Linked DNA regions of Homo sapiens: region 2 is linked to region 1. Evidence: chromatin contacts called from ENCODE Hi-C data. All regions are on one chromosome and are shown on one strand. The core of a region is the stretch at or near the end of the contact, and the rest is flanking DNA. Distances in the headings are between cores, read along the strand shown.

What was found. A loop is a pair of places that touch in the nucleus more often than their neighbours do. Pooled maps may share reads with other maps.
Region 2: a loop to region 1 is called in a map of IMR-90, with 4 times the contacts of the local background. The contact joins two enhancer-like sites. A Hi-C loop is called at or near these places in 1 of 168 maps with a recorded cell type or tissue (IMR-90), 3 of 37 single-sample maps with no recorded cell type and 6 of 50 pooled maps.

What each region holds. Positions count from the first base shown.
Region 1 is chr9:21,851,944-21,856,674 of GRCh38, forward strand. It overlaps MTAP (methylthioadenosine phosphorylase), which reads left to right. Exons shown (of 8, transcript NM_002451.4): 6 at 2,688-2,927. Among named protein-coding and RNA genes, the nearest start is that of MTAP, 52 kb to the left of the region's middle. Within about 2 kb of position 2,853, at least 4 of the 41 ENCODE cell types and tissues checked have a DNase peak (open chromatin) inside an H3K27ac peak, as active enhancers do.
Region 2 is chr9:22,115,866-22,120,333 of GRCh38, forward strand. CDKN2B-AS1 (CDKN2B and CDKN2A antisense cis and trans regulatory RNA 1) reads left to right here. Exons shown (of 19, transcript NR_003529.4): 17 at 2,779-2,902; 18 at 4,335-4,468. Among named protein-coding and RNA genes, the nearest start is that of CDKN2B, 110 kb to the left of the region's middle. RefSeq lists enhancers at 1,447-2,646, 2,119-2,764. Within about 2 kb of position 2,231, at least 8 of the 41 ENCODE cell types and tissues checked have a DNase peak (open chromatin) inside an H3K27ac peak, as active enhancers do.

The DNA of each region.
Region 1 (4,731 bases), core at 1,603-4,102:
CCTGCAGATGGCCCATTGTGGGACCTTGTGATCATGTGAGTTAATACTTAATAAACTCCCCTTTATTAGTTATGTCCCTCTAGAGAACTCTGACTAATACAATGGAATACTACTTAGCCATAAAAAAGAACAAAATGATGGCATTTGCAGCAACCTGGATGGAGTTGGAGACCATTATTCTCAGTGAAGTAACTCGGGAATGGAAAACTAAATATCGTTATGTCCTCATTTGTAAGTGGGAGCTAAGCTATGGGGATGCAAAGGCATAAGAATGATATAATAGGGCCGGGCGCAGTGGCTCATGCCTATAATCCCAGCACTTTGGGAGGCCGAGGTGGGTGGATCACAAGGTCAGGAGTTCAAGACCAGCCTGGCCAAGATGGTGAAAGGGGTCTCTACTAAAATACAAAGAAAAGAATTAGCTGGCCGTGGTGGCGGGTGCCTGTAATCCCAGCTAATCAGGAGGCTGAGCCAGAGAACTGCTTGAACCCGTGAGGCAGAGGTTGCAGTGAGCCAAGATCGCACTAATGCATTCCAGCGTGGGCGACAGAGTGAGACTCCATCTCAAAAAAAAAAAAAAAAATGATGTAATGGACTTTGGGGCCTCTGGGGGAAGTGGGAGAGGAGAATCAGGGATAAAAGACTACACATTGGGTATAGTGTACATTTCTTGGGTGACAGGTGCATCAGAATCCCAGAAATCACTACTAAAGAACTTATATACATCACAATAAACCACTTGCTCCCCAAAAACTATTGAAATGAAAAAAAAAAAAAAGCCTGGTAATAATGGTTTCCCTTGGGAAGGGACAGTGGTTTTCCTTGTACTATTTAAGTTTTGTACCATGTACAAATACGTGTTCCAAAAGCAGTGTTACTTCTATTCATTTTAGGAGTTAATATGAAAGTCCTGACATTAAATCTGTTTAGGCTGGTGATCTAATATTGCTAGTTCCTTGGTGAGGGTTGTGGTACTTTCACTACCACATCCGTCTGTTTAGTAGTTCAGTGATTACACGAGGTAAGAAAATGAAATCATCTTAAACTCAGACCTGGACCTTGACCCTGTATTTGATATTTTTTGCTGCCTTAAGATAGTGTTAGCTGTTCTTGAAGGAATGCAAAATGCTGGTTCAGGTGGCTGACATATATTCATAGCCTCCATTTCTTCCTCCTCCTCATAAGCATGGTACCTATCTCCCAAAGTGCCAGAGTGACAGTGAGGACTTGTCAAGAGCCATTCATCTCTAGAAGCACTGTGAACTTTAGCCAAGCATATGGTTCAGTTATTCAGGATCTTTAAAGACATTATTGAACCAGCGGGAGTGGGCTTGTTATGTCTTAACTTTAGGGGGGAAAAGGGGGTGGGGTAGAGATTTAGGCTTTTGCATTTATAACATATACTTTTTAGGGAAAAGTGTTAATTAAGCATAATTTTATTTTCAGCATTTATAAGATAAACATGATGTAGCATCAACTGTTCATTGTCCATAGCTTGCTAAATTTTGAGTTGCCAAGACTCTTGTGAAAATTCTGTTTCCCATTGCAGTGGCATAGTGTAAGTTATTTTTTAAGGAAATAGGTTAATTTGTTTATGTGATGAACACATGTGCAGGTGAGACTTTGCCCAGATTGGAGACTTTGACTTTGAGTCACTCCACTTTATTTATATAGTATCCCAGGAAGGTTAGCCAAATATGTGTAGAAGCTGCCAGTATTAATGATTGTTAGAAGACCAGCTTAGTGCATACAGTGTTTACAGCGCACCTGGCATGCTTCTATGCTTGTATATACCTTAGTTCATTTAATCTTCCTCATACAATTGAATTATGCGATATCATTATTCTCAATTTACACTTGAGAAAACTAAGGCATACAGAGATGATTTTTCAACAGTGCTTCAGTAAGTTAACAGTTAAGTTGAAAAGACTTTTTTTTAATTAAAAGGGAATATTGAATAAGCTAAGAAAAAATGAAGGTAATTAATAACTTGAAGATTAGATGTGCAGTATTAAATAAAACACTGGAGAAAAGGATCGAACTTTTCAATGATGTTTCTAAAAATCCATGCCTAGCCTTGCCACTAAAGGAATTCCAAGATGTTTATCCCTGTGAACAGAAAAACAATCAGCACAACTCTGTGGAAAGGCAATAGGCAAAAGAGAAATCACTTTCTAACCAGCAAAAGCTTTTACAGAAGTCTTCAGATTCTGTATTTTTAAAAGTAATGAGAATTAACTTTTCAGAAGCCTGGAAATAGAACTCAACACACCTGTTTGAGAAGATAAGCGACGAGAGGCACCTTAGCTTAGCCTGCGAGGTTAAAAGTTAAGACTCCAGTCTGTATTCTCAAACCAGCTTAGTCTCTTAAAGTTGTTAAGAAGCAAATGAGATTAAAGCATATAAACAAATGCCTGGCGAGTAGAAAGAGCTCAGTGCTTGCTTGTGTAGCTATTAGTTTCTACATGCAAAGGGCTGGGGAAACAGGATTATGTGAATGAGAAAGGGTCCAGGAAACACCCTTCTGTGGTCCTCTAGGTTTTTTCTGAGAGCCTGGCAGATAGTAGGCATTTATTATAGTGACAAATCATCTTTAAGAAATCAACTTGGTAAACATTGGGGGGAAGTGCAGCCTTAAGTTGTGCATGTGCTAGTATGTTTTGAAGTTTCTGGTTTTTCTTTTCTAGGTTCTTATAGAGACTGCTAAGAAGCTAGGACTCCGGTGCCACTCAAAGGGGACAATGGTCACAATCGAGGGACCTCGTTTTAGCTCCCGGGCAGAAAGCTTCATGTTCCGCACCTGGGGGGCGGATGTTATCAACATGACCACAGTTCCAGAGGTGGTTCTTGCTAAGGAGGCTGGAATTTGTTACGCAAGTATCGCCATGGCGACAGATTATGACTGCTGGAAGGAGCACGAGGAAGCAGTAGGTGGAATTCTTTTCTAAGCACATATAGCATGGGTTTCTGGGTGCCAATAGGGTGTCTTAACTGTTTGTTTCTATTACGTTAGTTTCAGAAAGTGCCTTTCTACAAGGTTTTGAAGTTGTTAATATTTTCTGTAGTTCCATTGGAAGGTAAGAACAAAGATCAAAGGAAAGAAAGAGACACTTTTACCCAAGGATCAGTAGTGAAAATAGTACATTGTAGGCAGGTAGATGTGTTGAGAATCATACTAAGACTTGGGCCTTATTTTCAGGATAAAGGTGTATTTTGATTGCCAATTTCTGCTGCTATGCTACTGTTTTTTGTTTTCAAGAAGGAAAAAAATCTATTAACCCTTTCCTCATGAGAGGGCTGTATGTTCACATCCATCTATTTAACGTACCGTGGCTGGATACTCTGTTCAGCATAGAAATGTGACAACAAACAGAGAAGTCCTTAAGGAGCCGACATTCTGTCGGATGGAGATAGAAGTTAAGCAAACCAATATAAGAAAGCTAACGGTTATAAAGAAATAGAATGGTGAGGTACAAGGGTACACTAGGTCAACTGAATAGAGTTGACCAGACCAAATATTTGAAGTATGAGAAGCCTTCCTGTTTTAAGTGTGATGGGCAAGAAGGGCATGATTGAGTAGAGTGGAAAGGAGGGAGACTGGGGAGAAGGGAGAGAGAGGAGGGATGCAATACAGTAGGGCCAGGCCATACAGACCATGGTAAGGGTTTCAGATGGAAGGACAGTGAGGGGTTCAGGCAGGGAAGGCAGCAGGATCCAGCTGGAATTTGAGGACACTGGAACAATGAGGTCAGCTTCCAAAACAAAACAAAACAAAACTTTAAACATCTGTGTAAGTACAGGGTGGAATATAATGAATTCCAGGTACCCATCACTTAGGTTCCACAATTAGCCATGGCCAATCTTGTGTGATAGGTATGTCCCTACCTATTTCTCCCCTGCCCTCATTGTGAAGTAAATATTTTCCTAAAAGGTCTTTTTAAAATTAAGTTATAACCATGCCATCATTGTACAAAAATAATGATATTAATTTCTTAATATAATCAAATATTCAGACTATTCCTTTTTCCTTCAGTCTCATAATTTTTAACAATTTGATCAAATCAGAATCCCTTACAATCCATATGTTGTATTTTAATGATTACCTCTTGTCTCTTTTAATCTAATTTTCACCTCTTTCTCTTTTTATTCCTTGTGTTACTTGAATAAACTAGATCGTTCGTCCTGTCATTTATCTCATTTTAAGATAAAGGGACGACAAAACTGCAGTCACTTTTGAAGTAAGGAAAACATTTAGGGGTGACTTTCTGAGCACATTTAGGGTAAGTGACATCTCCAAAGAGGCCTAATATTGTACCACCGTTTTAGAGAGTTTGTTTTACTATCTAATGTGTACAGTGTTTTGGGTCATAGATGAACACAGGTTCTTTGTTTTTCATGAATTCCTTATGATGACTCTTCAGTGTAATAAACTGTTTGCTTAGTACTAGGATGCCTTTTATGTAAGAGATTCGCAAATTATTACATTAAGTCACAACATAATATCTTATTTGGCAGCTTTGGTAACCTAAGGAACAACTCAGCCTCGTAATGTCAAGAAGCTGCTTCCAATTAATAGGAAACTCCAGCCCCTGCCACACCCTGAGAGCGGTTTGCTTCCTGCCTGTGGCTTTCTGCTCAGTCTAATAACATATGTCTCCTCCTTTGTAGAACCAGCAGTGATTTCCTTTAGTAGCCAAATGAGGTTGGGGAAATAGTCAGCTGGAGCTACTT
Region 2 (4,468 bases), core at 981-3,480, 260 kb after region 1:
AAATTCATATTCATCTGAATTTTATAAGTGAATCATGAGAACTCAAAGATACTTAGCCCTTGGGACCATTTTTTACTCCTGTTCGGATCCCTTCAGCTAAGCATGATTATTTACTATTTTCAGCTATTAGTTATGTCTTGTTGAAAAAGTATGAAAAGAGCTGCCCAATAAATTAGAGTGTATGCTCAACATTCTCTTAGCTTCTTTATCTCTTTCCAAAATTGGATCAAATGACATTGGACATGATCAACTTCTTACTGTTTTGACAAACATCTGAGGATACTTTTATAATTGATAATTTGGACTAGATTATGCAATGTGTGATGAGACACAAGGTAGTCTGTACTCCCCATGATATGTATATCTGTTTGATATACTCAAACGGTGTATATCAAACGGATATAAGTTTGAGTAGGTATGGAGATGAGCCAGGGTTTATTTCTTCAACTAGTATTTACTGAATGGTCTTATGTGCCACAACTGTTCTGGAAACTGTGATACATTAATTAACAGATAAAGCCTTTCCCTCACAATGCATAACAGACCCAACAGAGTATGAATGTACATACAAACTAGTAAATAAGAAAACAAATAAAAGTATTCAGATAGTGCTATAACTACTGGGATGAAAATCGAGCAGGAAGGAAAATATAGCCTGCTTGATGTGGAAGACAGGGATAGCCTCTCTGAGGAGGTGACATTTGACCCAAGACCTAAATGAGGAGAAGGAGACAGTGAGATGAAAATGAGGGAAACAGCAATGGCAAATACAGAGAACTTGAGACAACTTGGCCCATTGGAGGGACAGAGACAAAGCCAATGTGGGACCACAGGGGATGAAAGGGAGGCTGATTGGAGAAATAGGCAGTGCTGAGGCCATAAAAGGTCCTATAGGTCATGGAAAGACATTTGGTTACCATTCTAATGACAGTGAGATGTTACTGGGGAGTTTTAAACTGGAGAATGTCATAACTGTCCAGATGTAACCAAATAGTAAAACCATTCTTCCTGAATAACTTGGCTAAAAGGAATATTATGACTACAGATGTACATGAAGATTAAGCAGAACATGGAAGAAAGGCCTCAAGTAAACTTGACCTCACATAAATATGGGAGGAAGATCAAATGGAAGCTGGGAGTGTTGAAAGAATGTAAGGGGAATGACTTCTAATAATGAACAAAAAGCTGTTATTTTATTATGAAGAAAAATGTTATGCATCTTATGCATGCAGAAGAAATTCCCATTCAAAAGACTTGGAAAATGTCTTGGGTGTTTACTATAATAAACCTTTTAAGATATAGAAAATTCACATATTTAGAGCTTAATTTCTAAAGAGCTCAGACTTCTCAGTTTATTATATGCTATGAAATTTTGTTTATTTTTAATTTAACCTACTTGTGTGCAAAATCAATAAGGAAGCTTAAGGAATATAAACAACTATTTAACATGGCCATTTAAATAGATTCAAAGTAAAGAATATCAGCATAGTGTTTCTTTGATATGACAACCCCTCCTCCCAGGGCACTTAAATGAAGGGTTGGGGGGGAATCTTAACCTGAAATTGAAAACCCTGAAATCATGTTTCCAAGGAAGGAGAAGGAAAATAGGAAAAACAAAAACAAAAAGCAGCAACTCATTTGGAAGCTCGTGGGAGAGGAGAGGAGGATTCATACATCTCGGACTGGTTTGCCTTAGCAAGTGAATCATTTAAATAGGAAAAAACAGGGGGCTGACTCAGCTTGAGCAAACTCTTGCTATCCCCTGCTGAGGTCCGCACTTGCTGTGGCCCCTGCCGCTCTCCTCGGACCTTGCTGCCCTCCTCCTTTGTCACTGTGGAGAAACAGGAAGGAATGTTTATTAGCAAGACTGACTGGGGTCACACCCAAGGCAATATCAGGTTTTTACCTCTCCCAGGCCTGGGAAGAGGTTCAAGGATCAAGGACAAGCTCCCGGTTAGAGTGAGAGGCAAGTTCAAACCTTTGAAAAATAAACTCACAACCAGCATTTGGCACAGGCCTCTGGAGTTTACAGAATGTATCTGCCTGTGTGTGATTTCATTAGTTCCTCCTGCCAATCTAATGAGATTTTACGTCCTGTAACAGTGAGGCAATTGGAGTCTCAGCAGGGAAAGGAACTTGCCTAAAACTGCAGGATGGGTAGCGCTTGGATCCTGACTTTCTGACTCCTAGGACTGTGCTGTCTTCAGATGATCACATGCCTTCTTGGCAGATGTTTCTAACAAAGGAGAGAGTTGCCCAGGGTGGGGCTCTGCTAGCTCCCTTGTCATGAGCCATTCTCTCCACATTGCCTTTTAGTTGCACCACATAGTCACCTTCAATTAGCTGTGCGAATAGGCTCACTCTTATGCTAACATGTACTAAAAGTGAAAATGGGGAGAGAGAGAGAGAGAGAGAAAGAGAGACACACAGAGAGAGAGACTCATATTATGGTATGTTCCCTGCCCCACCCCACTCCACTCCCTCTCAACAGGGAGAAAGTACCTGAAGAAAATCATTGCTATGAAGGGCATAGCCAGCTAAATGGGTGTCACTTAGTCTGAAAAATCTCAAAGATGTCAATAAGCCACTCGAGACAACAAGGAACCTGTTTTCCTGTCATCATTCCTTCTCAGTCCTTGGCTTTGGGAAGGGTAACTTTATGGAGAGAGAAGAACCTCTGTGGAGTTAAAAGGTTTATGAACTTTTTTCCCTGCAACAAATCAGTGACAGCTGTTCCACAGGCTGATGGTTTTCCCTTTACCTTTCGTTTTTTAACAGCTATGTCTCACAGTCCAGACTTGGAGTACAAGTAATAAGAAGAATAAAACTTAATCCCTTAAGTAGATTCACCATAAGTTAGCTCAGAGCAATTCCAGTGCAAGTATGGTCTGTGATCCAGTAGGTGAGTGACTCTGCTGCTGAAATTCACATGTATGTGAATTTCACAGTGGCCTTTGCTTTGTAGCATGCTGTAATCCTTTTGTCCATTTTCATCACACGAACTGCTGAATATAGGATTGTTAAATGGATGGGGAGATATCATGAAAATGATTAAAGAAGAAAGTTCTTATTTAGGGGTGCATACCTGCCTATCTGACCATTGTACTTAGGCAATCGGGATCTTGCTTTAAGAAAAGGTAGGCATTGGAGTCAGGCTGCTGGAGTATGAATCACTATGCTATCATTTTTCATTTGTTTTTGCTCTGTTACATTAGGAAAGTTATGTAGAATTTTGTGCCTCAGTTTCCTCATTCAATATGGGTGTAATAACTGTGCCTGTCTTGTAGGATTATTGTGAGGCCCAAGTGCAATAATATATAGTACACTGTGTCTGGCATCTAGTAAGCATTCATTAAGATGACATGAAGATAACACAGATATATCTTAACATGTAATTATGATTTTGCTTATTCAAGGCCAAGCATTCCAATTTAATGGAGTTAGGCAAACACAGTAAATTCATTGCTCTTTCCTTTTTATGCTACTTCCTTTGAAGAGGCAGTCAAGTTCCATTTGACTGATTCGGAACTTTTTAGCAATGTATATTATGCTGACTTCACTCTTATGCGCTCTTGGGGCTATAATTCATCAAGTTAGGCGAGCAAAGAAGTGTGTTGGTGAAAGAGAAATGAGGAAGAACAAGGAAGAAAAAAAGGGTCATGAGCTTATTCACTGCCAATATTTATTATATGGAACAATGACCATCCTTCAGAAGTGTTTGTTCTCTATTATACTGTAGGTGTGGAAGAATTATCATTGCTCAATAGCTGTCTCAGTCACTACCTGATAGACTTGGGAGGTCTGGCTATTTCAGGGCGCATTTGACATACAGTGACATTTTTGGATTAAAGCTTTCATGATGAGTGCCAGTCTGGGTCCAAAAGGGTTGAAAGCTGTCGCCATCTATAGGCTAGTTGTTTGTAGTAAAATACTTTCCCTCACTGCATTAGGTTCTTGGTACCATTTATCTAGCAGAGTTCTTCAGTGGGCTTGAGGCTTAGCAGTCAAGTTAAAACAATAACCAACATCCCAAACCCAGTGGCTGTCAAATTTCAGTGAGGTGGCATAGAACTTTAGCATGAACTTGAGCTTGGGTTCAGCTAGACTTTCATATAAATCCTTGTTTGAAGTTAGTAGCTGTGTGATCTTGGGCACTGATATTAAACCTTTATGAGAAAGTTATGTCTGAAATATGGGAAATAAACCTTCCACTTAGGTTGTTGTGAAGATTCAATGAGTTGTAACGATTGTATACACTATAATGATCTATATTACAGTTGTTTCATAAATATGATTGCCTTCATTTTATTCTTTCCTTGTCTCGTTCTTCCCAGTATCTTACAGACAGCAAGTTGAACATTGTGGGATGCATGAGCTATTGAGGCCTTTGCAGCTTTCTGCTACATGGAGGCTAGGGCCAGAGTCAAGATTTATGCTTTGCAGCACACTGGTCAGCTGTTTTTGCAAA